Regions from separate parts of the Mus musculus genome. Here regions 1, 2, 3, 5 and 6 are each linked to region 4. The links are chromatin loops, found by intact Hi-C in ENCODE. Cell type or tissue: heart. All regions are shown on one strand. Each heading gives the region's core, and the rest is flanking DNA. Links, peaks and the distances in the headings are about the cores only.

Region 1 (4,827 bases), core at 264-4,263, 400 kb before region 4:
TGTATTTATTTTAATATTCTATAAATATATAATAAATATTGAAAGTAGCTATATATGTGTTGGGTGCGTGTTGTGAATACATATTTTTTAATTTCTCCTTAATAACATCTTGATGTTCTCTCCAAGTAGCTCCCTTTTGTAATGGCCATCTAGCCTTCCACAGTGGTAACACACATTTCCAGTAACTATGCAGTCACTGGTGGGTACTTGAAGTAGGTATTGTCATTCTTCCCCCATAGGAACACTGGGAAATTGAACTTTAAAAGCCTTTGCAAACATTTTCACTTCCCGTCTGCTACTATAGGCTCCGGTTCTGTTTTTCTTTCTCCCTTCTCTTTCCCCTTCCTCTCTTTTCTATTCTCTCTCCCCTCTGTCTGTCTGTCTGCCTGTCTGTCTATCTGTCTGTTTCTCTCTCTCCTTCTTTCTCTCTCTCTCCCTCTCTATTTCTTTCTGGCAGAGCAGACCTGCAGGTTCTCGCAGCCACGAAATGTTCTCATCTCAGTGAAGGAGAATCCAGTTAGACAGGTCTTTACTTTGCATTAACTGTTAAGTTGGCAAATCAGACCTCACAGCCAAAAATCTGATGGCAGCTAGCCACTATGCTCTAAGTATTTGCGAACAGAAGAATTCATTTTTTCCTGGGTGGTACAAGATCTGACCGTGTGAGAACTTCTGAACACATCTTTACTCTGTAGAGTGAGGCTTTACCAGAAACCTGTCCAGAGCATGAGAGGTACTTGAAACATGGGACATGCTCTTTGCTGTGTGACTGTGAACAAATTCCTTCACCTTCAGAGACAGTTCCCTTACACTTAAAATACAAAACTAAGACAAACTTGCTTTTATATTTCAGAATTTGATTATGGAATCACATATTCTTCGTTGTCTTTTGAAAATATGAAAGTGCTTACTATAAAGTATGAGAACATTGAAAACCACAGAGAAAAATCAAAATTACACATAAGCACACAAGTTTTTTTTAAAGAGGCACCAAAGGCCAGCCTGGATGACACAGCAAGTTGAAAGTCATCTGGATACAGGGTGAAATTCTTGTCTCATAACCAGAGTGGGGGAAGGGGAAGAGGGAGGAGGAAGGGAAAGAGAGAGAGAAAGAGAAAAAGAGAGAGGAGAGAGAAGGGAGAAGAAAGCAAGCAAGCACAAATGGAGGGAAGAAAGAAAATGTAGTAGTCTCATATTTTCCACTTAAATGTTCTATTTTATCCAAAGTTCTTTCAAAGTTCATTGTTCTAACACCCCTGGAAGCTCCAGAGGCCAAAGCAGCCATTTCACCAGTTTAAGGCAAGCCTGAGTGACATAATCAGATCTGAACTCGTCATTACATCCATTTCAGGGAGCTGCTAACTGTGCTCATGAGTCATAGTTTGTTAGCATTCTCTTGATGGTAACCTTTTTAAAAAACATGTATTTGTCTGTGTGTCACATGTGCAGAGAGTCCGGAGGAGAGTGCTGGGTCACTTGGAACTGGAGTTACAGGCCGTTGTTAGCTTCCTGCTGTGGCTTCTGGGAATCAAACCCAGGTCCTCTACAGGAGCAAGAAGTGTTCTCAACTTCTGAGCTCTCTCTAGCTCCAATTTTTTAACACTTCCAAAAATTTCCAGTAATAACTAGGACATACACCTCAACATTCTTTTATCTCTTTAGGACAGATCTAGAAGTGGAATGCACGGGAAAGGTTCTGAACATTTGAAGGCTTTGAGAGCCAGATTTAGGTTGAGTATTCCACAGGAATATTTAAGTACCCTCACTGCCGCTAAGGCCCAGTACTTGGGCTCGTCTTAATTTTAAGTTACTGTAGTATACTAATTGAACACTATAATTATATAGAATGGGTTAGTAGTTTCATTTATTTTACAGTAGCTATGAATCAAATACCCGCCCCCCTCCCGCCAAGGGTGCAAACTCTAGTTTTCCTAAAGCCACAGTCTCTAGTGGTCCTATAATAGGCACTGATTATCCTTGCAGGTATGGTTTTTCCCCTTATATACTTATCTGACTTGAAAATTTATTTCTATTGGCTAGATCCTAGCTGTCATATTAATGGATATGCACTTTAAAATGTTTAATGTATGTTACTAAATTTTCCTTCCCTCAACACACAGCTATGTTCATCACTAATGTGCACTAGGCCATGAATAATCCAGTAAAGGATGAACAATGAAGCAAATCTCAATATAAAAATTGAGAAGGAACGGAAAGTAACGGGAAACAAACTGGGAAACCCACAATTACACCGAAAACTGGCATGTTTTACCAGGTAATTGCTGACTTTCAGGTGTAAATCGGCTCTTAATAGAGAAAAATAATCTCCATAACGTGGAGGAAACAACAGTGACCTGCGGGTCGCCTTTCCAAGACAGGGAGAAACCCTAACCTAAAATGCCTCTCCAGGGCAGCTCTGCATCAACCCTAAGAGCCGACCGGGCGCCTTCACGACGTTACAATGATCGACAGGGGGAAGACCCAATAGAGTACGTGAATCGGTCATTTCTAACCAATCGGGTGTAATCCAGGGCCTAGGGGCGTTTCCTCTGGCTCTCGGTCCGCGGCATCTATGCGTCATCACCCTGAGTCGAGAGCACGATTGGCGGGGCGTTTGGACCATAGCTGCATTGTCCGCAGCGATGAGCGCCGCCGGAGCCATAGCGGCTGCTTCCGTGGGACGCCTGCGCACTGGTGTCCGGAGGCCCTTCTCAGGTACCGGCCGTTCGGGGTCGTGGTTCGGCGCGGGGCTCTTCGCCGGTGACTATTTGCAGTGGAGGTCACGGATGTCACGGGGAGGACGTCTATACGTCACAAGCGCGCGACATGGGGGTGGGGTTTGTAGTACGTCTAGTTGATTGATAGGAACGGGTGAACTTCTGCAGGATGCCCTGCCGGGGAACAAGTGATTACCAGCCTGTGATGTGACGTCAGTGCAAGTGTGGAACTTGAGTGTCCTGCAGTGTCCCTCCGGTCTCCACTCGGGACTTTCTCAAGCAAAGTAGCCTTCCGACGACAGCATCAATCTGTTATAAATGCAGATTTTCGGGTCCCCCTCATTATCCACTGGATTGATAGGTTTTAGAGTTTTAAAAAGTGTGTGTGTGTGTGTGTGTGTGTGTGTGTGTGCGCGCGCGCGCGCGCGTGCGTGCGCACAATAATTAAATTCTAGAGAGGCCAGAATTGGGGTTTGAATCTGCAACTAGAGTAACAGGCAGTTTGTGAATCCCTATATATGGGTGCTGGGAGCCCAACTCAAGTCATTTGCAAGTGCAGTACACATTCTTAACTGCTGAGCCTTCTTTTGAGCCGTAGAGTCTCTGTTTTTATCAAGCCTCTCATGGGACTGTTTGTATTGCAAAATATGGTAAGCTTTGAATTTGGAATGGAGAGAGGTAGGTTTGGATTCAGGTCTGATTCATCCGAGCTGCCCCAGAAAATCGTGGTCATTTTCTCGAAACTAAATCTTCAAGCATTAGATTTCTATTTTGCCTGAAGGCAATATTGTTTGGAGGTTTGAGATGTGTTTTTGTTTAACTACAACTTATTAAGTAATTTAATTGAAACTACATCCTTTTGGTAAATAATAAGCCAGAATTGTCTGCCCCCAAATGGATGAGTAATCACACACACACACACACCACCACCACCACCACCAATACCATGAGAACAGCTATGAAACTTCATTAGATATTGTTGTGTGTGCCTTCCAAGGCTTGAGTCCAAGGTTGTTTTTCTTTCTGGAAGAGAAGAGTGCTTAGCAAGTGTTTGGATATTTTTCAAGACATGCCAGTTATAGAGATGTTTTCCTTGGTGATAAATGGATCAGAAGAGACTTTTTAAGAGCCTCTTAGTATGTAATTTATGTGTCCATAAGCCACTTAAAATCTTCTCATTTGCCACTTAAAATCTCCCAGATACCATGGCTGGAACAGCACTCTTGAGAGCTTCTAGCTCTGCGATTCAGCTTTATTTTAAAGTGTGTAACAAGGCAGTCAGGTCTCAGGGATGTGAATTTTAAGGTTCCTTGCTAACCCAGTGAACAGGTTAACAATAAGAATCACTTGTTTTCATTTATGAAGTAACTTAGTTTCCTTTGTTTCATATACCCTCATGATAATAATAATTAAAAAAAAACCTTAAGTGTGTGTCTCCTTAAAAAAATAAAACTAGCCTTGCTACTGGATAGGTTTTAATTTGGTTTTGAGACAGCCTCTAGCGCTGGCTGACCTGGACCTTGCTTGTTCACCAGGATATCCTTCAATTCACAGAGCTCTGCCAACTCATGCTGGGATTAATACCTATACTGATTTCTTAGGTAAAAGGACAAACACTACCCTCTCCCAGTCATTGAGTGCAGAAGTTGTGTTTGAGAGAACATTCCAGTGTGTTCTCAGTTATAAAGAATCCTGTTTATCACACCTCAAAAGCCAGCCATATAAACTTGGCCCACCTGCTCAGCTCCTTGTTATTCTTCTTTTAAAAAAAAGATTTATTTTATATATGTGAACACACTGTAGCTGTCTTCAGACACACCAGAAGAGGGAATCAGATCCCATTACAAATGCTCCTGAGCCACCATGTAGTTGCTGGGAATTGACCTCAGGACCTCTGGAAGAGCAGTCAGTGCTTTTAACCGCTGAGCCACCTCCCCAGGCCCCTTGTTATTCCTTAATATACTTTTTAAAAAGGAGTACTGGGTTGCCTTGAACTTTCTTTGCTAAAAAGTAAGAGCACAAGCAAACAAGATTGTGTTGAGAAATACAACTGGCTCACCAAGTCTGTCTCCAGACCCTGCTTTCTGCATGGAGACAAGCTGGCCAGAAG
Region 2 (4,827 bases), core at 451-4,450, 150 kb before region 4:
GTAAGTCTATTCACGGCCCTGAGCATCAGTATCACTCGGGAGAAATTCTGAATGCCAAGTTTGGTCCCAAGGCCCATACAGACTACACTTCAATCTGGGTGATTCTCCTGACTCACTAAAATATGGGAATGTTTTAGCTATGGCTCAGTCCCAGGGCGTCCCTGATGAAGTCCCAAGTACCAGAGGGAAAAACGGTCAGTAATAGTCATAGAAAGGTTTGTGCTTCTATGCCAGTTGGCTTCTACCGTATGCTAATCTTGAAGCTGTCCCCTCCAGACCCCACCCTCCTGACAAAAGCCAGGACCCGGGTTATAAAAACTCAATTTGAGATGTGTCTGAAGCTTTTGGAAGTACAGGTCAATGTACCTCCCTGAAGCCAGTCCAGCTGCCCAGGGGCGGTTATTGGGTTTGTGGTGTTGTTTTCTGATTCTCTGAGGACCTGGCCTTCCAGTCCCCACCAACGGATGCGAACAACCTCAGGCAGAAGCATTAAAGTCCGTGAGCTCCTCCAAGGGGGCCCTAGAGAATAAGCCAGCAAGGAGGAAGCTCTTTAATTAACACTAGGGCTGTGACTCTGACCGCCATGTTATTAATTACTGCCTGTTACTCCCCGGTGGCATCCTCTGAACAAGCTATTGCTCACTCGCCCCGCCCAGCCCCACCCTCCAGCTTTCCCTTCTTACTCCTTACTCAACGTTTTACCAGACTGCTACGCAGTGATTTGAAAGTGAAACCAAGGCTGACTCAGAATTGGAACAAAGTTGCATCTGGACTAAGGGTTTCCTTAAACACGTAGAAAGTGCCACAGAGTGGAATGCGCAAAACTTGTGAGCGAGAGGGGCAGAAACCTTATTGTTCTGGAAGTTTCTAACTCACAAAAAACCTTTTGTGGTAATCTAGTCCATACCTTAGTTTACTTTTTTTGCCCTTTGCTTGAAAGTGATGAAGGGAGGAGAAATCTTGTTTTTAAAAACATGTGGGTTTTGTTTTTTGGTTTTTTTGGGTGGTGGTGGTGGTGGTTGGTTGGTTGGTTGTGTTTTATTTTTGCTTTGAGACAGGGTCGCATGTCATGAAGGCTGGCCTCAAACTTATTTTTAGCCAAGGATGATCTTAAACTTCTTCCTGTCTCCAGGGCTTCCAGGAATGTGCCACCACGCCCAGTTTTAAGGTGATTAAGTGGCGCATGTGCCGTGGGGTCTTCAAGCCTGCCTTCACCCTTCACTCCTGTCCCTGTGTGCTAGTGTGAAGCCGTAGGGGAGGGGACAATGGGGTAGAAAGTGGCTAGAGTTTGGTCACTCAGAGGGAGTCCGTTTACTGCCTCGGGTCTCAGTTTTCTCTAAAATAAGGGATGCCACAGGGTGTGAAGGTGCACACCTGTAACCCTACCCCTCAGGATGCGGAGGCAAGCAGGTTGTGATTTTGAGTCCAGCCGGGGCTGCATACCAAAGCTCTATCTCAAAAATAAAGCTGAAACTGGGTGTGGTGGCCAGTACTCCGAAGGAAGTCGGAGGCTGGAGGATCAAAAGTTCAAGGTCCTCAGGTACAGAGCGGTTTCACACCCTAGACACGTGACCACCTGTCAAATAAGTAAGTGAAGAAATACACAACATAAAGAAATTTACCAGCGGGTTGGTGGTGGCGCACACCTTTGATCCCAGCACTTGGGAGGCAGAGGCAGGTGGATTTCTAAATTCGAGGCCAGCCTGGTCTACAGAGTGAGTTCCAGGACAGCCAGTACTACACAGAGAAACCCTGTCTCTAAAAATAAATAAGTAAATAAATAAAAAGAAATTTACTGCTGGAGAGTACAAACTTTGTCAAAGGCTTACAGTGATGTCCCAGGAGTCTGTGCGGCTAAGAGAAGCCCTCCCCTCATCCTTTTCCCCTTGTTAGCCTCCAAGATTGTGGGTTGCAGATTTCAAGAGAGGGAGGGGGATACCTAGATAGATAGACAGACAGACAGACAGACAGAAGATAAGTAGGACTCTTTCTGGAGTTTGATTTGGGACTTCTCAGCTTTTACAAGTTGGGGACCTAATGCCTCCCTTTTCTTCTGCAGAATTTGGAATCCAGAGAAAACACTGAGGGCACAGGTCACCTGTAATGACCAATAAGGAGATCCCAGGGCTCCTTCAGAATCCAGTTCTGCCCGCTCTACGAACACACTACATGGCTGTGCCGTTGTAGCTGTGCCTGTTACATATATTCTGTCAGTAAGGAGTTGGGTATCCATTCTAAGCTGATAGTTAAATAAATGGGGAGAAGCCTGAGACATACCACCATAAATAATAACTAACTGTGCAATCAGACTTCCAGAAAAGCCTGAGGAAAAGCAGGTTCCGTTAGGCTGATCACTCTGGGTTCTGGTGCAGTAATGGGCAGTGGCACCTCCCAAGCCTACTGCAAGACGAGCTCCCTGTCTGTCAATCAAATAAGGCCCAAGGGATGACTCAAGTTTGTAAGCCTAGGGCTTGGGAGATAAAGTCAGGTGTATTTCTGTGAATTTGAAGCTAGGCTAGTCTACGTTAGTTTTAGCCAGGCTACATAGTGAAATTCTGTTTAAAAACAAACAAACAAACAATAGTCCAGACTCTGACTCACAAAACAAATAAACAAAGGAGCAGAGAACCATATGTACCAGTAGATGCTTGTCTTTGTGTGGGAGGCTACAGCGTGATGTTACAGACTGGGATAGACTGGCGGCTTACAAACAGCAATTCATTTCTCAGAATTCTACCATCTAGAAAGTCCAGTGTCGAGACACCAACAGATGCAGTGTCTGAGGAGGACCTAACTTCTATAACTTTTGTACTATACCTTCCCACAGTAGGGGTAATGGTTTGAATGCGAAATGTCCTTACAGTGTTTGAACACTTGGTCTCCACGTGGTGGCACCGTTCAGAAAGATTGGAGAACCTTACAATGTGGAACGTGACTACAGGAAGTGGATCAGTAGAGCCTCGCCTTACAGGTCATAGTCAAGCCTGTTTCTAACCCAAGTTCTTCCCCTCTCTGTCTCTGCTTCCTGCTCTGTGGAAATTTGAGGAATCCTAGACACATTCTCCACAGTGTGAAGTCTGTTGTGCCTTCTCTGCTGTTGTAAATGAAGACTGCTCAAACTGTAAGCCCAAATAACTCTTTCTCTTCTCTTCAAATTTTTTCACAGTAATGTAAAAAGGTAGCTATATCAGGGCGAGGCCTCTCTCTTAAGGGTACTAGTCCTCTTCTCGTGGACTCAGTTTCCACAGCCTGACCATCCCGGCCTCTACCTCTCAATGCTAGAATTGCAGGCATGCACCACCACCTGGGTGTTTGCCCCATGCTTTGGGAGGAACCAGGACTTCCTGCATGCCTGGCAAGCACTCTGCCAACTGAGCTAACATCTCCAGCTCTCAAAGCCTTACCTTCTAAAGCAGCGGTTCTCAACCTATGGGACTGCGACCCTTTTGGGGGTCACACAACCCCTTCACAGGGGTCACCTAAGACCATTGGAAAACACAGAGATTTACATTACAATTCATGACAGTACCAAAATTACAGTTATGAAATAGCAACAAAAATAATTTTATGATTGGGAGTCACCACAAAACAAGGAACTATCTTAAAGGGTCGCAGCATCAGGAAGGCTGAGAACCACTGCTTCTAGAACATTTTGGGATCTGGGTTTTCAACAGATGAGGCCAAAGGAGAAAGCATGTTGAGACCCTAGGGTGGCTCTGTGGATGCTGGTGACCTAAACTGCTTCTGTACTGACGCTGTCAACCCCTTGGAGTGAGGGGTGCTTCTAACTAGAATCACCTGTGGCAATTCCTAATGTGTAAGTTACAGGTTGGGTTCGAAAAGCTTTGCTGTCAGAGCTGGTTTTCCCCTAGGAACCGCAGCCAATGGCTCTTTTCTCCCAGGGAAGATCTGGAAATGCCTGGTCAAACTATGGAGTTACCCAAGCATTGCAAACCAGCCAGTTACGGAAAGCACCTGCTGGAGGAGAACACAGCCCACAGAGCAGCACATGGCTTCTCTCTAAATGGCTGATGGTAAAGGGCTTTCCTCTTGTGAAGGAGACTCTGCAGCAGGAGTAACTACAAAACCCACGATCGAACAAACGCTCCTGCTTGTTTTCAGGCCACATTATTATATAAACAGCTCCCAACTCTCTGCCTCCAAGTTGTCAAATTCCTCAAAGGGCGCTCAATTGAGAAGCCAATCCCAAGCCACATTTACTTGTCAGAAGGTCCATGTTGTGAGGACATGAATCTCAGAAGAATAGGACAGGCTGGGGATGTATAATAGCTCAGCAGTAAACATTTGTCTGGGGTGAATAAAGGAGAAAAGGGGGGAGGGAAGGGGCACACACAGAGCTCTAGGCTGAGGAAGCTCTTTGAATAATGTTCTCTTTAGAACAAAGAATTCCAGGGGTCTAAGGAGATAGCTTGGCTGGTAAGAGCAATTGCTGCACAAGAGAGAGTATCTAAATTTAAAAACCTGTAAAATAGAGCTGAACTTGGCCTTAGTATACCTGTGACCCCAGGGCTTCTGGAGTTAGAGACAGAAAGATAATTGAGGCTTACTGTCTACCAGCCTAGCTCTAAGTTCAATGAGAGACCCCGTCTTAAAGGATGAGGTGGAGAGTGATACAGACTACCCAGTGTCCTTCAGGCCTCTGCACATGCATGCACACATGCAGGCATGCATATTTATATTCTGTTTTGACCATCCTTTTTCTTTTCAGCTTTCTAATTTATCAGGCTCTGGTGCTCTCACAGACCTTGGGCAGGGCACTTTATTTCCCTGAACATGAGGTCCCTCATCAGGAAATGTTGGGAGCCG
Region 3 (4,827 bases), core at 508-4,507, 170 kb before region 4:
TGGTGGTATTCACCAGCCAGAGCTACCCAATGAGACCTCTATGGAAGAAAGGAGGGAGGGAGAGAGGGAGGGAGGGAGGGAGGGAGGGAGGAAGGGAGGGAGGGACGGAGGGACGGAGGGACGGAGGGACGGAGGGACGGAGGGACAGAGGGAGGTCCAGAATATACTCTCTCAAAGTGCCCTCCATCTCCCATCTATGCACACAGAACACACCTCCCTCACTCCCACAAAATCATTTGAGCAAGTTTTCTGGGATGGGATGGGCACAATACTGGAGATAGAACCTATGATATCATTGTATTGGTGACAAAATACCATGACCAAAGGCAACTTAAGGGTTTATTTTGGCTTACAAGTGCACAGAGACAGTTCCCCAAGGTGGGAAAGCATGTGCCAGCAGCAGGAAACGGGCTGATTACAGTTGGTGCACCTCAAAGCCTGCCCCCAGGGACACCCTTCCTCCAGCTAGACTCCACCTGAAAGGTTCCATAACCGCCTCCAATCAATGCCACCATCGGACGGACCGAGTGGTCAGAGGGGGCCACGTCACATGGAAGTCCCCACATTCATGCAAGCTCAGAGCTGTAAACGCCTGGGCACTAAATAAATGAATGAATGAATGAATGAATAAATAAATAAATAAATAAATAAATGTGTTAACACTTTTAAATAAAATAAGTAACAAGTTGAAGGGGCAGGGGTACAGTATGGTGGCACCCGCTTAGAAACCCAGGGATCAGGAGGCGGCCAGGTCGGAGCTCAAGGTTATCCACAACTACGTAGTAAGTTTGAGGTCATCCTGGGCTACCTGAAACAGCTCAAATAGCAGCGCGCGCGCGTGCGCGCGTGTGTGTGTGTACATAACACAGTTGATTTAGATACCCCTTCTTCCTCCCTGAAGTGCCGCATGCTGAGGCAAACTTTTAACTCCAACTCGGAAGTGGTGGCTTACACCTGTAATCCTAGTGCTCTGGCTGAGGCAGGCAGGATCCCCTCCTTTTCTTCTTTATAAAATGCTTTCTTTTCATTTTATGTGCATTGGTATTCTGCCTGCACGTGTGTCTGTGTGAGGGTGTGAGATCTCCTGGAATTAGAAATACAGACGCTTGTGAACTGCCATGTGGGTGCTGAATTGAACCTGGGTCCCCTGAAGATCAGCCAGTGCCGGTGCTCTTAACCTCTGAACCACCTCTCCAGCCTCCCTTTCTTTTTCTTTTTCTTTTTCTTTTCTTTTTTTTAAATTACATTAGCCTTAGCTATCTGTTAGTTGCATTTGGGGGTAATTCACCTTTTCCTCTGCTGTGGTTGCCTGCGCACAGTGTGGCAGTCTCAAGCTTACCTCAGCCCTGTTTCTTGAAGTAGTTCTAAAATGGCAATTGTCCTTTTTTGTTTTTTAAGATTTATTTATTTATTTATTTATTTTATGTATGTGAGCACACTGTAGCTGTACAGATGGTTGTGAGCCTTCATGTGGTTGTTGGGAATTGAATTTTTAGGACCTCTGCTCACTCCAGTCAACTCTGCTCGCCCAAAGATTTATTATTATATGTAAGTACACTGTAGCTGTCTTCAGACACAGCAGAAGAGGGCGTCAGATCTCATCACGGGTGGTTGTGAGCCACCATGTGGTTGCTGCCCCCCTTTCTTGTTCTTTATCCAAGCAGCCAGCCTGGACACGGTTCCTTTTTTTCTTTCTGTCTTTTTGTTTTGTTTTGTTTTGTTTTGTTTTGTTTTGTTTTTCAAGACAGGGTGTCTCTGTATAGCCCTGGCTGTCCTGGAACTCACTCTGTAGACCAGGCTGGCCTCGAACACAGAAATCCACCTGCCTCTGCCTCCCAAGTGAATTTGGGATTAATGCTGGGATTAAAGGCGTGTGCCACCACTGCCCAGCTTTCTTTCTGGTTTTTTGTTTGTTTGTTTGTTTGTTTGTTTTCCTTCCTTTCATCCCTTTTTTCTTCCATCCTTTCTTTCTTTCCCTCCCTCCCTCTTTCTTTCTTCCTTTCTTTCTTTCTTTCTTTCTTTCTTTCTTTCTTTCTTTCTTGAGACAGGATCTGTCTTTATAGCCTAGACTTGTCTTGAACTCGTGGTCTTTCTTGAGACTGGGGATGTAGCTCAGGTTTTACAGTGCTTGCCTAGCACGCACAAAGCCCTTGTTTCCAACCGGGCCACCCTATGTGTGTGTGTGTGTGTGTGTGTGTGTGTGTACGTGCGCATCGGTCATTTCATCACTGAAGAGGTGAAGATCAGAAGATCGGAGATCAGAACTTCAAGGTCATCCCTCGGATATTTAGAAACTAATAGCTGGGAGATGGTGTCGAGCTCCTTTAATTGCAGCACTTGGGAAGGAGAGGCAGGCAAATCACTGTGAGTTTGAGGCCAGCCTGAAAGAAAGAAAGGAAGGAAGGAAGAAAGAAAGAAAGAAAGAAAGAAAGAAAGAAAGAAAGAAAGAAAGAAAGAAAGAAAGAAAGAAAGAAAGAAAGAAAGAAAGAAAGAAAGAAAAAGTGTGTGTGTTGTCGGGAGCTGGGGGCTTAGTTTGCAGATGGCTTCCTGCATAACTGAAGGCCGGTCTCTCTTGGAAGAGAGCTGTTGCCCGACCTTCCACATATGGCCACTAGAGGACGCGCCGTAGCAGCCGAAGTCGCGAAGGACTTGGATGCTCCCCAGGAAGCATCCTGGGAAAACAAAGCGGTCTTATTTTCAAAAGGCTGAAGAGGCCCCTACAGAGCGCCCACACTTCGTCTCCTCATAAGTAAACAAACTTAATTACAATTTAATTTATTCTGAGTTGTATCAACAATTAAAAAGAAATTACCCTCCCGCTCTATTTTCTTTCTCTTTATTTAAAATAGGTTCCTCCTAACTTGAGCGATTTAATGTGGGGAAACAATTGGATTTTAATGACCTTCTCCTCGGAGCTCTGCCTAGTAGGTGGGTCCTGCCTCTTCCACCTGGCTTTGGTTTACATCTCCCAACATCTTAATATGTCATTTTTGCCTGATGATAGTTAGCCGACTTCCACAGACACGGACAGAAACACGTCCCTCTCCAGCCTCCACAGTTCACTGGTTCAAGCACAAAAGCTACAAAACAGCCCATTTCTGCCCCACCCTTCCCCACTTCTTGTTTGCCTCTCTGCATCCCTGTGGTCCACCATCTGCAAGCCTTTTGGAAGTGACTGTTATGTAAGGAAGGGAATAGAAATAATTAACACTTGATTCAACCGTAGCCTGTGCTTTCTAAGCCACTTTGGGGGAGATGATGCACGAGGTAAACAAAAACCTACGCTGTTCACAATCACCAAAGAGTAGGGTCAGCTCAAATGTCTGCCGAAGACTGCAATGAATAAACAGTGGGAGGCCTGTCTGTGTGCGCGTGCGCATGTGCGTGTCTGTGACCCTGACAGCTCAGAGGTAGGCCCCAGGCACACCTATGAGAGCCTCTGGGAATTGTCTGTGGGAACTGTCCTAAGTTGGCTGATGAGGACACTTCTTGATTGTGATGGAGACCATTCCCTGAGTGGAGATCCTGGACTGTATAAAATAGAGCAAGCCAAGCGCAAGCGTGCGAGCACTAGATCCATGCCTTCTGCTTCTGACTGTGGCTATAAAGAACCAGCTGCTTCAGGCTCCTGACACCTTTCGTCCCCAAAATGATGGATCAGCCGTGGGCGGGAAACTTTTCTCCTTTCAGGTGTTTTTGTAGGAGTTATCAGAGCTACACAAAACAAAGCTAAGACAGGGGAATACTGTTTCACTGAAAAAAAAAGAATATAAAGTGGGGACTGGAGAGATGGCTCAAAGGTTAAGAGCACTGACTATTCTTCCAGAGGTCCTGAGTTCAATTCCCAGCAACCACATGGTAGCTCACAACCATCTAAAATAGGATCCAATGTCCTCTTCTGGTGTGTCTGAAGACAGCAATGGTGTACCCATACACTGTGTGTGTGTGTGTGTGTGTGTGTGTGTGTGTGTGTGTGTGTGTGTGTGTGTGTCTGATATATGCTGCAGAAGAAAAAAAAAAAAAACCAGCCATGAGAGGCTCACCTCATAGTCCTCATTCCGGTAAGATGTCCAGAAGAGGCACCCACAGAAACAAAAGGGACATTAATGGTTTCCTGGGCCTGAGCACAGGGGTAATGGAAAGGGACTGCTTCCTAGGGGGTTTCTTCAGTGTTGAAAATAACCATGGGATTTCAGGAACTGGGCGTCTTCAGCCCCACTGTGTTGTAGAGTTTCCACTTCAGGTATTGATGGCAAGGTCCAGTCCTCAATCTGCTGGGTGCACACTGGAGATAAACCAGTAGATAAAGAGGTGACATATCACGTGAGTCTGAGGTGATGTGGAGACACAAAGTTCTAGTTAGCATTGCCTGCAGAGACTCTGGTCCAGTTCACATGGCCCTGTAGGTCACCTGACTGTTAATTTAGGCTAGCCGCTAGATGGGAAGTTCCAAACGAGCCAGAGCTACATAGTGAAACCTGTCTGGGAGCCAGGGAGAGGCAAATGTTAACGACTGCTAGGCTTTGTCAGGCTAATCATGTGCTCTACCACAGAGCTATCTCCTTAACCCCAAGATCTGTGGCGCTTTGGCTGGGAATGTGGCTCAGTTGGTACCGTGCTTGCTTATGTGCACCAAGTCCTGGACTGCATCCTCCACACCACAGAAACTAGTCATGGTGGCACTCACTTCTAACCCAGCACTTAGGAGGTGGAGACAGGAGGGTCAGAAAGTTTAGGTCATCATAGGCTACACAGTAAATCCAAAGTCAGCCTGAGAGTCACAGATGCTGGGGCTAGCACAGGGTCTCACACTGGGTAAGTGCCACT
Region 4 (4,827 bases), core at 557-4,556:
AAAGAATATAGTTCTGAAATTTTATTTTTCCACAACAGGGTGATTGGCAGTGGTTGTTCTCCCTTTTTCTGACAGTGTGGTTCAGCTCCTGTTTCAGATTCTGTGTCATTTTTCAATTTACAAGTCACTTAAGTTTCTACCTGGAATGTCAGGTGGCAATGACATCACATTTTGTGTTTTTTTTTTTTTTAAACTCTTATTTAAGAGTAAGTTGAGTTGAACTGAATCTTCCTTGTCTTAGTAACATTGTACAAATAGTGGCTTATTTTTAAGTTGTAATGCCTCCTGATGGATATAATTTTGTGCTTGTATTTAAGATTAAAAGTTGAATAAATAACACCAGCTTCCTGAAAATGTCCATAATGCATCATTTGAAAAACAAAAACACCTGCCTACTTTACATTAACATGGTAAAGATTGTATGAAATACCTGTTTTTCAAAAAAATAAAAATAAAGGTTCAAGTCTTAAAAAGATAACAGTATCTAAGCTCTGAATTTATTGAAGTAGATCCCAGAAAGTTTGTTTTGCAATAGTTTTGTGGCTTTTTTTTTTCATATTATCTCTCCAAATTAAAAAAATTTCTTAAAAAATGTTTTACTCCCTTTTGAACAGCGAGTTAATTATTTCAGTAGGAAAGTTCTTAGATAAGAATCGACACCTTCAATCCCAGGGGAGGCAAGGATAGGTGGAATTTCTAGGCGAATCTGGTTTATAAAGCAAGTTTCAGGACAGCCAGGATTACACAGAAAATGCATGAAGCTTAATTTTAGCAATATTTAAAACAAAACTGCAGAGCCTTAATTGTGAGTGAAAGCTCTGAAAGAAGAAGAGTATTTGCAAAGATCTTCTTCATTTGCAGTGCCAAAGTTCTGAGGAAGATTTGTGTTACGAGCTTCATCTTCTGACACATTTCAAAAGGTCACTTTGTGGTAGAAAAAGAGGTGTTTGTAACCTCTGAGCCATTTGGAAGGTTAGTGAGAGCTGGATTGGGACCTGGGACTGGCCTAAACTTAAATTTTACTTTGGGAACACCGACTAAACTAAGCTTTCTGGGGCAGTAGCCAAGTTGCCAAGGAAAAACTTATTACTCTGCCCTCTCTTAGCAAAGTGACTGCTCCTGGTACCACCAAGATGGGCACCTCATTGCTTGGTAGCAGCTGTTTGGGTCCTTTTGTTCTCAATACTGAGGAGAAGGAGGGAATTCCAGGCTTTACAATTTTTGACATGATTTCTGTATCAACCGAAGTCATAATATCCCCCCCCCGCCCCGCCCACACACAATGAGCGTCCTTCCTGGTCAAAACTGTTGTCTGTACCTTCTAGTACTTTCCACAAGTTCTATGACAAATTGTATGCCCCTTTGACAGAGCCACCATAGGCCAGGAAGGGACCAGGCATATTTAGGAGCACTATGTGATCTCTCACATTTCTCTTTAACCTCCAAGGCCTTTAAAGAACCTGGGAATTAAGGAACGAAGTGTTTTTAAAAATAATTTAAAATTAGTTGAAGGTCGTATTTAGCCTGGCTTCCCCATACATCCATTAATCTATCAGTCTGAAGCCCTCCAACATCCGAATTGCTCCTCTACTCATCCATCCCTCCGAATGAAGCGCTCCCCTAGCTACCTGAAGTACTCATAGATTATCAAGTGAAGCACCCCGCAAATGATTCCCCCAAAAACTGGCTGCAAATGAAGCCCTTTAAGAGTTTGTGCATCTTCCATGTTCTCCAAAGGCCAGAGCTGGGGAGAAGGCACAGACAGCGCTCACTTGGGGCAGCCAATACTTCAGTCAGCAGGTGCCACAGCAACCTAAAGCGTCCTTGCCCTTCCAGCCTCCGCATAGGATGCCATTGCGCATCCCCTGCGCAGCTGAGCGGACAGGCGCCTGAGCGGTTTTGATTTCCAGCAGAAGAGCTAGGGACTAGAGAGGCCCCAGGATTTAGGAAGATCTGGGTGAGAGACTAGGTACGGCGGTTGAACCGCTTCCTTCCGCTCCGCCTCTCGAGGGCCACACCCCTGCACTCTGATTGGTCAGAGTCTTTCAGTTTCGCTCTCCTTTGACCTGGATTTCAAGTCATGCGCTAGCTGCCGGTTGGCCCGACTTCCCAGAAGCCGGAGTGCGGTCTACCCAATGAGGAGCGAGTTTCGCGAGGGCTGTCGGGAAAGGCAGCTAGCCTATATAAGCAGACTGCGGGGCGTTCCCCCGCGCTCGGGTTGCCTTGCTGGTGTTGGGGGGATAGTGTGTGTTCGCTCGTTGATAACCGCGAGTCTGGAACGATGGCGGAGGGGGATAACCGCAGCAGCAACCTGCTGGTGAGTTGCGGTGGTCAGTCTGTCCCCGGAGTTTCCGGATGGGCCTCCTGGCCTCGGTGGACTACCAGGGACAGCCAGGCCTTATCTCCACGGTGGAGGTCGCTGCTGGCGATCCCCAACGTCCCCCGGAATCCTGCACCATAAGGCTTGGGCCGTGCGTGAGGAAGTGTGAGAAGGGGGCTGTGGCAAGAAGGAACCTGGGTAACAGGTTGGGGCACTCGGCCGCCAGGGGCCTTGTCTAGCGCTCCGGCTCAGGCCGGAGACCTACCTGTTTTGCCCTTTGATCTTAATCTCATGTTCCGTAGATTATTTTTAATCATGATTCTTTTTCTCCTAAAACTTGGCGCAAGGGTGGAGGGTCAAAGGGCTGCTACAGAGAATTAGTTTATCGCTGACACAGAATTTGTTGGAGCTGGCTGGTTGGAGTTCACCGCAGGAAGCTGAAAACGGGTTCTGCGGAAAGGACAGTGGGGGATCCTGGCACTTGTCTGGGAACTGGCGAGGGACTCACGGGACTGGATGCAACTTTAAAAATGATTTAGCACGGATTTGACGGAGCTACACGAGATGATGGTATTAGAAGAGGGCGCGTTTGCTTCATTACAGGTCTTTGTTTTTGGTTAGGTCTTTGTTTTTGGTTTTTAAGGCTAGGTTTTCGTGTAGCTTGACGAGGCTAGCCTTGTATTTGTCATCCTCCTGTGCTGGGATTACAGTTGCGCATCACCAGGCCCTGCTAGTTTCAAATTTTTAACTGCATCACCCACCTAGGCAAGAACGAAAGATCTTTTTTTTTTTTTTTCTGTATTGTCATTCCCCAGAAAAGGCAGGCCATATCAGAAATGAAAAAAGCAATCAGCTTTTAATGCCTGCCTTTTTAACTGCTAAGTGCCGACAAGATTCTTCGGGACAGTTTTGATTAGTGCAAGATTTTCAGTTTGTATTTGTGTTTAGAGGTGCATTCCCTGTATCCTTAAATTCCCTACACACACACACACACACACACACACACACACAGTACCATACAATAGAGATGCTTACCCTGTACCCTTAAACTCCTCCTACACAATACCAGCAAACAATTCAATAAGAGGATTAATTGCTGTACAAGGAAACTATCATGGGAGAGGGCCTGATCACTACTATTTCCATCATTTTAAGGAGAGCAAGTCCATTAGTCTTGGATTTCCTGGATTTAAATATATTAACCCCTTTATGTCTCAGTCGCCTTATCTTAAAGTAGAGGTTGTGAGAATACCTTTTCCAGTTTTTTTGGAGCGTCAATTGAAGTATAACATGTAAAATGTTTAGGATTTCTAGTATGGGGAGATGTCAAAAGTACTTAGTCACATATCTCATCTTTATTAAAATTAGCCTGAACTGTTCTATATTTGCATATTCCTTTGTGAAGAGTTGATAGTGTCAGTTGGGCATTGTGTGTATGTAGTTCCTGGATGTTGAATCCAGAGTTCTGCACAAACAGGTTCTAAATACCTTCCGTTACCAAAGTCCCTGATAGGTTCAGGTCACAGTAGCCCATGGTAAAGGTGTGCTTTTGGCTAGTTGTCACATATGCAGAAAAATTTTGAGATTTAATTGAAATTCTATCATTAATGATGAGGAGCCATTAAGTGCTGAGCTCACATAGTTTGGTTGAAAGAGTTTTCTTTAATTCCACAGTGACTGCCAACATCAGAGTCATTCCATTATACAAAGCTATTTTAGAGATTTATGTACTTAGTGTTAAGGGAAAGGTTCTCCTGATGGATTTAGAAGGACTTCAATCAATAAAACGGCCAATCGACAGATCAATGCCAACCACCTGAAATGGGCAAACAGAATATTCAATCTAGTAATATTCTGAGCACTGCCTCTTGGCTCTGTGGCTGCATTTGGGGATATTAGTTTCCCATATTAAGCTCACTTTCATGAATATTGAAATAAATTGTGAAATCTTGGGAATATTATTATACATCATGGACATATGGCCCAGTGCTAAAATGACCATTAAAGCCTAGGCTTTTTCCTACCCATGGATTTTCATATTTGGTGCCAAAATTGCAGGTTTTCATGACTCACCTTGTTTAAGATAACAGTTTTGTAAAAGGCATTTTACGTGTTTTTGATGCCTGAGAAAGTACTCTCTGAGCCACCAAAGTGTTGAGATTGGCAAAGTAACAGTCTTAACTGTTGATCATGTGTAGGCCGTGGAGACTGCAAGTCTTGAAGAGCAGCTGCAAGGCTGGGGAGAGGTGATGCTGATGGCTGACAAAGTCCTTCGATGGGAAAGAGCCTGGTTTCCACCTGCCATCATGGGTGTGGTTTCCCTGCTGTTCCTGTAAGTGAGATTCTATTGCTAATGCTCAGAGGGTTCATAGCCTGTGCTTAGAGAAGCTTTTGTAATACATAATCCAAAAGGAATGCCTTTATTGCAAGCAGCTTGCCCTCTTTCTAGATTTGTAGTCCTTATGTAAAGTTGTAACTTGATGCAGTTGAGTAAATCCCGGACACGC
Region 5 (4,827 bases), core at 232-4,231, 400 kb before region 4:
AAAGCATACATACAGGTGGCATTATACGGACAGAGCAGGCTAGATTTAAATATGTATAAGCAAATACATACACACACGCAACAGCAACTAATGAAAAGAGAGGCCATGAACTTGAAGGAGAGCAGAGAGGGGTATATGGGAGGGAGGAAAGGGGCCGGGAAAAATGCTGTGGTTAACTACTAATAATCCCAAAAATAAAATTAAAAAAAAATGATGATCAACTCTTCAGGTTGGGTGATTTTCCTCAGGTTTCTCTATAGGAAAAAAGGAACTGTTTGGCCCTGGGCTGGTCTTAAAACTAGCGTCTACAGAGGTCCTCCTGCCTGGTCGCCATCCTCCAGCACTCTCCCCAACAGCAGTTCATTTACTTAGATTCTGTTTGGTTTACTTTTGAGACAAAGGCTTGTCTTGACTCTTGGCCCTCCTGCCTCTGCCTTCCTAGGGCTGGGGGTGTCAGTGTGTATTACTGTACTTGGCCATGTGGTGGTTTGAATAAGCGCGGCCCCCACAGTTTCACATATCTGAATGATTAGATGTCGGGGAGTGGCATTATTTGAGAAGGATTAGGAGGCTCAGGATTAGCCTTGTTGGAGGAAGTATGTTGTTGGGGAACGGGGCTTTAAGTTTGCAAAAGCCCATGCCAGGCCCAGGGTCTTTCTCTTGGTCTGCAGGTCAGGATGTAGCTCTCAGCTACTGCTGCCATGCTCCCTGCTAAGCTGATAGTGAGCTAAACCTCTGAAACCTCAGGCAAGCCCCCAGTTAAATGCTTTTCTTTCTAAGAGTTGCTTTGCTCATGGTGTCTCTTCACAGCAACAGAGCAGGGACTAAGACAGGCAACAACTCTCACTTTTTAAAACCTAAAGTCAGCCACTGGCCGACCCTAGCCTGTGGCCTTGCTCGTTTTGTAAATAAGTCTCATTAGAGCCACAGCTATGGGTTACTCTTGCAAGGCTGTTCACCCCACTGGAGTGCCAGGGTAGAAAAAGCATGCGAGCCTTTGCCAGCTGTATGTGAGGACACAAGCTCTGGCCTGGAAACAGGATGAGCTGTCGGCAACCTGGGGTGCCGACTCACCCCGGTCTGCGATTCCTTTCTTCCCAGGTCATCAAGCAGTTTCGCGATGAGGAGCTTGAACACCACGATACAGGCCTGGACCATGACGCAGAGCTGGTAGGGGCAACTCTTCCTGTGCTGCTCCCAGGCCATTTTAAAGGTTGTGGGGGCCAAAGGTTTCTGTTCCCAGAAGGAGACATTTGAAAGTACAGGTCAGAAGGCAGGGAAACGGGTACTTGACAGAAAGCACCCAAGCACAGCCTTGGTCCATGGTGAGGCTCCTGTGTCCTGCTCTGTTACTAACACAAGAAACAACCCAGCAGTTCAGTGTCCATAGATGCTTCTAGAATTTCAAATGGCTTTTGTTTCAAATTAAATCATTTCCCAGATCCTCTTTTTATCCAGAGGAGCCCAAACCCTGCCCTACCAGTGAGTCCAGGTCTGACATCTGAAAATAGATGCATCTCGTGGGGTTTCCTTGCTGTTTGTTTAGGGGCTGGCATTGAATCCAGGGCCTTGCTAGGCAAGCGCTCTACCACTTAACAGACCACTTGCCCCTTTGCTTATTTTCCCAGCTCAGGGTGCCGCCGTGCATGTTAGACCATACTCTACCATCTAGTACATCGCAGCCTTTTGTTCTCCGCAGGCTCCCGCGTATGCCTTGTTGAAGAGGATTATCCAGGCCGGATGCAGTGCAGCCATATATTTATCAGAAAGGTTTTAGAGTATGTCTATTGATCCATTTCTAGAAAAGATGGTCGTAACTTAAGGAGTGATATTTGTGGAGGAGGAGCTGTACAGTTATCACTGTGTGTGTTTTGTTAATACAAGAGGCCGGGTTTGGGGCTTGTGTTTGTCAATAAACTCTTTGGCGCTGGATTCCTTGGTTTTCTTGTGCTGTGAGGTTGGCAGTTAACTAACTCTGCTCACCTTACAGTACCTGCAGCTGGTCTTCCCTTGGTCTTATAGTTAATTTGGGCCTAAGACATCAAGAACAAACCATTCGTCAGTTAACAGGAATCCTTTTTTAAAGATTTATTTTACTTCTATTTCTAGAGTTTAAAAACATTAGACTGTATAAGATGGGCTAAGCAAGACTGGGAAGTCTCTCGAGGGAGGCGCTGTGCATTCTGATGTCAGCATGACGTGGCAAAGCACTGTGGTAGCTATGGCTCCTGAAAATTCTCACCCAGAGCCGATGGTAGGAGGTGGTAAATCCCTCACCCCAGAGGAGACACCTGAAGGGAGAGGAGGCTGGGAGGTGGCAGATAAGGGGCAGAGACCTCAGGAGTGGGGTTAGTGCCCTTATAGAAACGAGGCCTAGGGAGACCCACAGTCTGTTCCACATCACTGGACACCAACCTGTTGGCACCCTGATATTGGACTTCATAGCCTCCAGAACTGCAAACAAGTTTTTGTTGTTCATGAGCTCCTGAGCCTACAGTATTTTAATAGCAGTCCTGGCAGACTAAGGCAGGATGGCATTATCCCAATCAAAAATATACTTAAGTTGGGTGTGGTGATGCAGGCCTGTAATCCTAGCACCATGGGAGGCGGAGGCAAGAAGATCTGCAGGAGTCCAGGGCTATCCTCAGCACACGTCAAGTTTGAGGACAGCGTACATGACACCCGGCCCCAGCAAACAACCACAATAACATACAGAGCTGTGGGTTATTTACAATTGAATTATAATTTCTGCAAGGTTTGCTATCTCCAAATAAGCCAGACTGACAAAAATTTAGTATTTCTGTGAACTATTTTATTATTTTAAATTTTCAAAATATATTTAAAGAAAAACAAACAAACAAACAAACAAAGAACCCAGGATCAAGCAGAGTGTGGTGATACATGCCTGTAATCCCAGCCGTGGGGAGCAGAGGGAGAGAGATCTTCATGAGCCAGTTGGTTACGTAGCAAGACCCTGTCAAATACAAAAGCCAAAAAAAAAAAAAAAAAAAACCTCAGTTCTCCTCAGAATGTCCCTTCAAACTTCCCTGGGAGGCTGAGGCAGGAGTTAGAGGTCAGTCTGAGCAATACAGCAAGAAAAAAAAACAAATGAAATTTGCAGACCAAAATTCTGACCTAGTTGCACTGGTCAGTGGTTCCTATAGCGGAGCCTGAGATGAGCTGGGGCTTGCTGCAGTGGCTCTGGCTTTGCAAGGTGGCGGCCAACAGATAGTTTCTATGCTGCGACCTCTTCCCTGCCACTCAGAGGATTCAGCAGTCGGGAGGCTAAGGCAGGAGGATTACAAATTTAGGGCCAACGTAGGGTCCATAGTGAGACCCTATAGCAAGAAAACAAAACAAGGGCTGGAGAGGTGGCTCAGCAGTTAAGAACATTTGTGTCTCTTCCAGAGAACCCCCAGTTCAGTTCCTGCACCCACACTGGAAGGCTCAGAACCATCCATATCTCCAGCTCCAGGGGGTCGAATGTCCTCATACCTAGGACCAGATCATACACACATAAATAAAGATGAAAGTAAGGAATAAAACCAACAAAAGTGATTTTAACTTTGTGACTAAGTAATAGGAAGACGTTACGTATGAGAAGAAAGGGTAAAGATGGCTGTAACCTCCTCTGCGTGGACTACCATCAGACGTCTCTAGCCGGGCTCAGGTTGCTGCTGTGTCTGTCTCGTTAGTGGCCATTCTTTCTCTCCTGTGAAAGATCAGTTGTCCTAGAACACAGTAGGTGCCCATTAAAAGGAAGTTGAGTGGGAGGGAGGGGAGCAGGTGGCATTCTAAGGGTGATGCTTGCAGGTGGCCAACTATGAAGACAGCAGACCTGAAGACCACTCTGAAGGCTCGCCTGGCTCGCCCTTTCCACCCCTGGTCTCTTAATGTCATAAGCTCCAGGCGCACCCTCACGCTCCTGCTTACCCTCGGGCCAGGCTGTTTCCTTGTGGGCGTTTGTCTTGGTCTCCTATTTTCCAGCTGCCTATCCAATGCCTCCATTTGGAAGTTGAAACATTTTCACCAAGTGTCACAAGTTGAACCCCTTGCCTCCCTGTCTCTCCAAGTCTGGTTCCACAGTGGCCTCCCTGATAGCTCCCTCTAGTTGTCTAGTTGAGGATGGGGTATCACTACATGAAAACCCGTCTACCACCTTCCGTGCTCCATCTGGGCCCAACCAGTCACTTCCCTCTCTTGACCGAATGAATCCAGAAGCTTCCTTCGTGGTCTTGTCCTCCCACACTCCATCTTCACGCTGGCAGCTGGAAGCCAGCTTGGCTCACTCCCCCGGCTCTTTCGCAAAGCCCTCATGGTGGTGAAGAGGATTCCAGGTGGCCTGGCCTTCTGGGCATATCCCTGCCTCACTCGGCTCCAGCCACTGGCCTCCTTGCGCTCCTCACAAATGCCACACACAGGTCTGTCTGATGTTCTTTGCAGTGGCTGTGTCGGCCTAGAATACCTTCTGAGTCAGTGGCTGCCAAATCCCTCACCACCCCCACTCAGGTTCAAACTCCAGCATCACCCTTGAAGAAGCCCACTGTAGCTGCCCAGTTGTTTGTCTCTGTGACCAAAATCTCTGGGAGAATCAATTGAAGAAGTAAAGATTCAGGGGTTGTTTTTAGTCCATGGTTGCTCAGGTCATGCACTGTGGTGGAGAAAGGAAGTTTCTCCATCGTGAACAGGAAGCCAAGAGAGGGAAACAGGAAGAGGACACGTGGGAATATAGCGCAAGGACACACCCCCAGGAAGCTACTTCTTCCACCAAGGCCCCGCTTCCTACTTTTCCACATCCTCGGTATTGTCATGTTTTGACTCCATTAG
Region 6 (4,827 bases), core at 316-4,315, 580 kb before region 4:
GGTCCCCCACACACTGCAAAGCTACAGTAACAGAGTAACGTACAGCGGGACAATGAATTGGACATTCAAGCTCCAGTGCTCATGTGAGACTGGAGAACGCTCCAGAAGATCCAGCGCATGACTGGACCTTCCTAACCTTCAGTTTCAGCCCATCCTAATTCCCCTACCTCAATCACTAGCACATCACCTTGATGTTTCCCAGCTTCCAGAGTACTTACCACTATCTGAAATGATCTCGTTTATTTCCTGGGGTTTTGTGTATCTTCTTCCACCAAAACGTAAACTCCATAAGAACAGGTACCTTCTCAGTCTTGCTCACTGGTTCGCCATGACACACAATGGTGTCAGCACGTGGTAGGCACTTCAGACAATTATTGAATAAATTAATTAGGGCAAATAGATCAAGCAATGTAAAGCAAGACTAGCAGAATGAAGAGAATTCTGAGAATGGCAACTTGGAGAACAACCCTATTCCCAGAGAACTAGGTACCTCTCAATTGCAAAAGTAGTCATTAAAAAGAGAGTCCGGGATTCTACAATTGTGCAAGAGGGCACTACATTTCTCACACCAGTTACCACTTGCAAGCAAGGTTTATTTTAAGGGAGTCTTGATGACAAGGTGATCCCAACCTCAAACCTACCACCCCATACTTTAGCATCAGGCATTACTGGTCCATGGTCCACTTACATTCACACCAGCCTCAGCAGGTCCAGGCATGCCTTTTCTACTCCATTTCTACCTAATTACAAGTGACCTTTGTCCAGGAAGTCTCTTGGCAAACCCTATAGCCTCATGGCTCCTATCTACTTATTCATAACCTGTACTCAGAAATGTCACTGAAAGGAAAGGCGAAGGTAACACAGCTTCCAAGGCTGGCTGCTTACCACTAAGTTTTTCCACAAACACATAAACTTCCTACAGAGTCTGTAAAGGGAGAAAGATATGCTGTTTAAGGACATACTAGCTGTTCGTACATTCATGGTAGGCTAATATCCCTGGACCCCACCATCTATAAAGTGGGGCTCTGTCTCAAGGCGATTTTATGAGAAAACAATGAGCTAAGGCACAGACAGCAATCGCAGGACTGTATGTAGGACAAATAGAAGCATCAGTAAGTGGAAGCTGCTTCCAAACGGAGGATATAATGGTGTTTTTATCACCTCCGTGTGAACTCTTGGAGAAGAGACAATTTTTGGTTCTTCCTGAGACTCAAATGTGACTTGAAAACATGAGAAAGGGCTTTCTCATCCAAATCCATCTCTTAAGGTAGGAACCACTTAACAGCATCATGGGTGTCTGAGAGAACCAGCTACATTATCCTGCAGATGCCCCAGAGTGGCAAAGCTGGTGTAAACAGCGCTCCTATGGGCCTTTGGTTGCGGTAACCAGTATTTAGAAATGGCCAGTGCACACCCCGGGGGACGCCTCCATCTCCTCCTACACTACCTCCGACACCAAACTGAAGTCACCATGAAGTGCCTACTCTTCAGCGCAGGATGCTTCACTGGGCGGAGCCAGCATCCAAGCATCCCCTCCAAGTCCCCCTGACCCCGGTCCTCAACTCCCGCCTCCCCATTCCCGATGCCTTCAAGGGCTCGTGACCGAGGGAAGCCAAACCGGGTCCGGAACGCCGGCCTTCTGTCCCTCGGGACACCAATGCCGGGTCTCACCTCAGCCTAGACCCGTAGGAAAACGAACCCAGTCCTCTTGCACACACCTGACACCTACTGCCCGGTCAGCTTCTCTGCCCGTGGACCAGCCTCCTCTGTAAGCAAAGGCCTCAGTCGGTTTAGACAGAGCGCATCTAGGTCCTCCGCCTTCTCCTCCTCCTCCTCCCCGCCATATTACGGGTCCCTCAGGCGGCAACGCGGGATCCTGGCAACCGCTGCCGCCGCCACCAGCTCAACTCCACCCCTCAGGGCCGGTACTTCCGGTGGCTGTTTGGCGGGCAGTTGAAGCGGTTGGGCCTCCATAGACTACAATTCCCAAAGTGCACTGCGGTCATCAGCAAGCGCTTACATGAGCTTTACGCAATCGAGATGCACGCTGGGAAGAGTAGTCTTCACTGCAAACTAAGGGCTTTGACTATAAATTACCATAGAAAGTCTCCTCAGGGCCTTAAACCCCAAAAGTGTTCCTGGGAAGTTGTCGGGTATTTTTGTTTGTCTGTCTGTCCGTCCGTCCGTCCGTCTGTCTGTCTGTATAGAGATAGTCTCCTGTTTGGTCGATGGAAAATGTACAACATTCACCCATGTTTTCCCTATAAATGAAAAATGTGGCTGAATCGCAGACACCAACTCAAGGCTTTAATATATTTGCACTTCTTTGCAGATCAGTTGCGGGGAATATACAGAGGAAAAGATAACTTCAAGTTGGCAAAAAAAAAAAATCCACCAATATTTTTTATCAGTTCTTACCTAAATTACTCACTAAGAGCTTTTTTGATTTAATGACACCATTTCCATTCTATAACTGGGCTTTGCCGTCCTCCTGGTGCTTATTTTTGTTTATGTATAGTGGGAATTTTAAAGAGCCTACCAAGAGTGGTTGTGAGGCATAACAGAGAAAACTCTTATACTGCACCTGGTACAAAAATCTCTAATAGGAGGAAAGGGTCATCTAGAGAGATGCTCAGTCACTAAAGCATTTGCCACTCAAGCATGAGGACCTGAGTTCAGAGCCTGAACACTCCCCTAAAAAGGCTCTGAGTCCTGGCTAAAAATTATAATTGCCAGTCCTGGGGATATAGAAATAGGAACTCCCTGGCGATCTCAGGCCGGCCATTCTAGCCAGTTTCAATGAGATCCTCAAAAATTAGGGTGGAAATTGACTGAAAAAGATACCCAACAGAGATGGATATCTCTGGTCTCCCTATACATATGTACATGTGTGTATATATATATATATATATATATATATATATATATATATATATATACACTCATGCCAAAAAATAAAAATAAAAAGGTAGGCTAAGAGCTGGAGGCAGAGGAATCATGGGATGATGGGTATCAAGAGGTGAGATCTGTCCCACTAGCACTATCCCAGTGAAACACTGGGACGCAGAGAATGGGCTCTCAGGCAAAGGCTTTAACAGAGGCAGTGCCTCAAGAAGGGTGGCATGAGGGGACCATGGTGTGAGGGACAAAGCTGACAGAGACAAGAGTGCCCCATAGCAGTGAGTGAGCCCTGAAATGGAGTCCAAGGTCCAGACATGTTCTGTTAATCTTGAGGACAATGTAATGTGGGGCTTTGGGGTGGGGGTTCCACTTATAACTTAATAATAAAGACTTGGAGACCTGTGTATAGTATAAGGATGTTGGCTTGTTTGCTGGGGCAGTCTCTCGGTTAGCACATCTAACTCAAGCCAAGTTCTCTGCTATTATAGTTCTCTGCTCTACTTCCATGTCTTTTGCCTCTGTCAGTCCTTCTACCCCAGCTCTTTATTATGCAAAAAGCCACACTAGAAACTAACGCAGTTGACATTGAAAAGGTCAAGGCTATGTGACCTTTGCCAAGGCATCTTGCCTTTTCTTTTTGAGCAGGTGGGGAAGGAACAAACATTTGCTTAACCTGCTCTGCAGGCACAGGGATTAAAAACTGAGAATACACCCGGCAGTGGTGGCGCATGCCTTTAATCCCAGCACTTGGGAGGCAGAGGCAGACAGATTTCTGAGTTCGAGGCCAGCCTGGTCTACAGAGTGGGTTCCAGGACAGCCAGGGCTATACAGAGAAACCCTGTCTTGGAAAACAAACAAACAAACAAACAAACAAACAAAAACTGAGAATACAGGGAGATCTTTTCATAGCCGATGTGGGAGTTAGCCCAACCACAATGAGTTCTTTAAGCACAGACCTGGAACTCCAGAGATCCTTGGATCAGGTGTGGGCTACCATTCTAATCTGAGAATGAAAAGTCTTTTAAAGAAATCTCTTCCTCCTGTTTTCATTTGTTTGCTTGGGTTTTTTGTTTTGTTAGTTTTAGGGGAGCTGGTTTTGTTGTTGTTCCCTTAGTTTGTTTTTTGTTTTTTAAAACAGGGTTTCTCTTTGTAGTCCTGGCTGTCCCAGAACTTCTGTTGACCAAGCTATCCTTAAACTCAGAGATCGGCCTGCTTCTGCCTCCTGAGTGCTGGGATTAAAAGCAAGTGTCAACATGCTCAACTCTCAAGAAATTTCTGCTTGTATAAAATATACATCAAGTCTGGGGCATGAGTCAAGTGCCTGCCCAACAACATAAGGATGGGTTTGATTGCCAGAATCCACTTTTAAAAACTGGGCTTTGATGCAATCTCAGTGCTGAGCAAGGGGGGGGGGGGGACACACAGGTGAACCTCTGGGACTTACTGGCCAGCCGGTCTAGCCAACCTGGAGAAGCTCCAGTCTAATAAGAGAATCTACTACCAACAAAAGGCGGATGGTGCCTGAGAAACAACACCCAGTGCTGTGCTGTGACCTTCATGTGAAGGTGCAAACATCTGCAGGCTGGGATATGTACACACACACACACACACACACACACACACACACACACACCCATGAGCACAGAGACAGACAGACAGACAAAAGCAGAGAGATACAGATAGAATATGAATGAGTCATCTTAGGAGATTTCATGGTTTTCATGAATCCAGTGGGTTTTGTCCCTGAAATAAGAGGAAAAGAGGACAAATGGCAAAAGGCAGATGGATTTCTACTCATAGTCAACAAGGGAGGGAAAGACATATTTTTACCTTCACAGATATTAATTAAGGGCTTGAGAATCCACCCGTCTCTGGTCCCCTCTTTTACTTCAGAAAAGTCATATAAAGGAGAATCCTTAGATAGAA

The links. A loop is a pair of places that touch in the nucleus more often than their neighbours do. Peaks named below come from ENCODE experiments on the same cell type or tissue, not always from the same donor. Only the 100,000 strongest peaks of a DNase experiment are listed, where the experiment ranks them.
Region 1: it touches region 4 in a loop (2.3-fold over the local background); 8 of 42 quality-filtered maps call a loop at or near these places.
Region 2: a loop joins it to region 4, with 2.9 times the contacts of the local background. A loop is called at or near these places in 2 of 42 quality-filtered maps.
Region 3: a loop joins it to region 4, with 3 times the contacts of the local background. A loop is called at or near these places in 8 of 42 quality-filtered maps.
Region 5: a loop joins it to region 4, with 2.9 times the contacts of the local background. A loop is called at or near these places in 8 of 42 quality-filtered maps.
Region 6: a loop joins it to region 4, with 6 times the contacts of the local background. A loop is called at or near these places in 11 of 42 quality-filtered maps.

What each region holds. Positions count from the first base shown.
Region 1 is chr7:118,531,067-118,535,893 of GRCm38, reverse strand. It overlaps Coq7 (demethyl-Q 7), which reads left to right and starts at 2,538. Exons shown (of 6, transcript NM_009940.3): 1 at 2,538-2,715. The coding sequence starts at 2,643. Tmc7 (transmembrane channel-like gene family 7) reads left to right here. Exons shown (of 16, transcript NM_172476.4): 16 at 1-50. In heart, for the core only: no CTCF peak of the experiment used is centred there; DNase peaks (open chromatin) are centred at 2,583 and 2,813; H3K4me3 peaks cover 1,868 bases; H3K27ac peaks cover 1,969 bases.
Region 2 is chr7:118,273,547-118,278,373 of GRCm38, reverse strand. All of the region lies in intron 2 of Gm34999 (a long non-coding RNA gene), which reads right to left. Among named protein-coding and RNA genes, the nearest start is that of Gm23229, 3.9 kb to the left of the region's middle. In heart, for the core only: a CTCF peak has its summit at 2,888 (motif pointing right); a DNase peak (open chromatin) is centred at 613.
Region 3 is chr7:118,295,620-118,300,446 of GRCm38, reverse strand. No RefSeq gene overlaps it. Among named protein-coding and RNA genes, the nearest start is that of Gm23229, 18 kb to the right of the region's middle. In heart, for the core only: a CTCF peak has its summit at 2,614 (motif pointing right); a DNase peak (open chromatin) is centred at 2,606.
Region 4 is chr7:118,126,959-118,131,785 of GRCm38, reverse strand. It overlaps Arl6ip1 (ADP-ribosylation factor-like 6 interacting protein 1), which reads left to right and starts at 2,161. Exons shown (of 6, transcript NM_019419.2): 1 at 2,161-2,317; 2 at 4,519-4,652. The coding sequence starts at 2,282. It overlaps Smg1 (SMG1 homolog, phosphatidylinositol 3-kinase-related kinase (C. elegans)), which reads left to right. Exons shown (of 63, transcript NM_001031814.1): 63 at 1-474. In heart, for the core only: a CTCF peak has its summit at 2,547; a DNase peak (open chromatin) is centred at 2,095; H3K4me3 peaks cover 3,180 bases; H3K27ac peaks cover 2,449 bases.
Region 5 is chr7:118,522,167-118,526,993 of GRCm38, reverse strand. It overlaps Coq7 (demethyl-Q 7), which reads left to right. Exons shown (of 6, transcript NM_009940.3): 5 at 1,102-1,170; 6 at 1,700-1,932. The coding sequence ends at 1,777. Among named protein-coding and RNA genes, the nearest start is that of Coq7, 8.8 kb to the left of the region's middle. In heart, for the core only: no CTCF peak of the experiment used is centred there; no DNase peak of the experiment used is centred there.
Region 6 is chr7:118,709,640-118,714,466 of GRCm38, reverse strand. It overlaps Ccp110 (centriolar coiled coil protein 110), which reads right to left and starts at 1,924. Exons shown (of 15, transcript NM_001360794.1): 1 at 1,719-1,924; 2 at 219-361. In heart, for the core only: no CTCF peak of the experiment used is centred there; a DNase peak (open chromatin) is centred at 1,956; H3K4me3 peaks cover 1,405 bases; H3K27ac peaks cover 676 bases.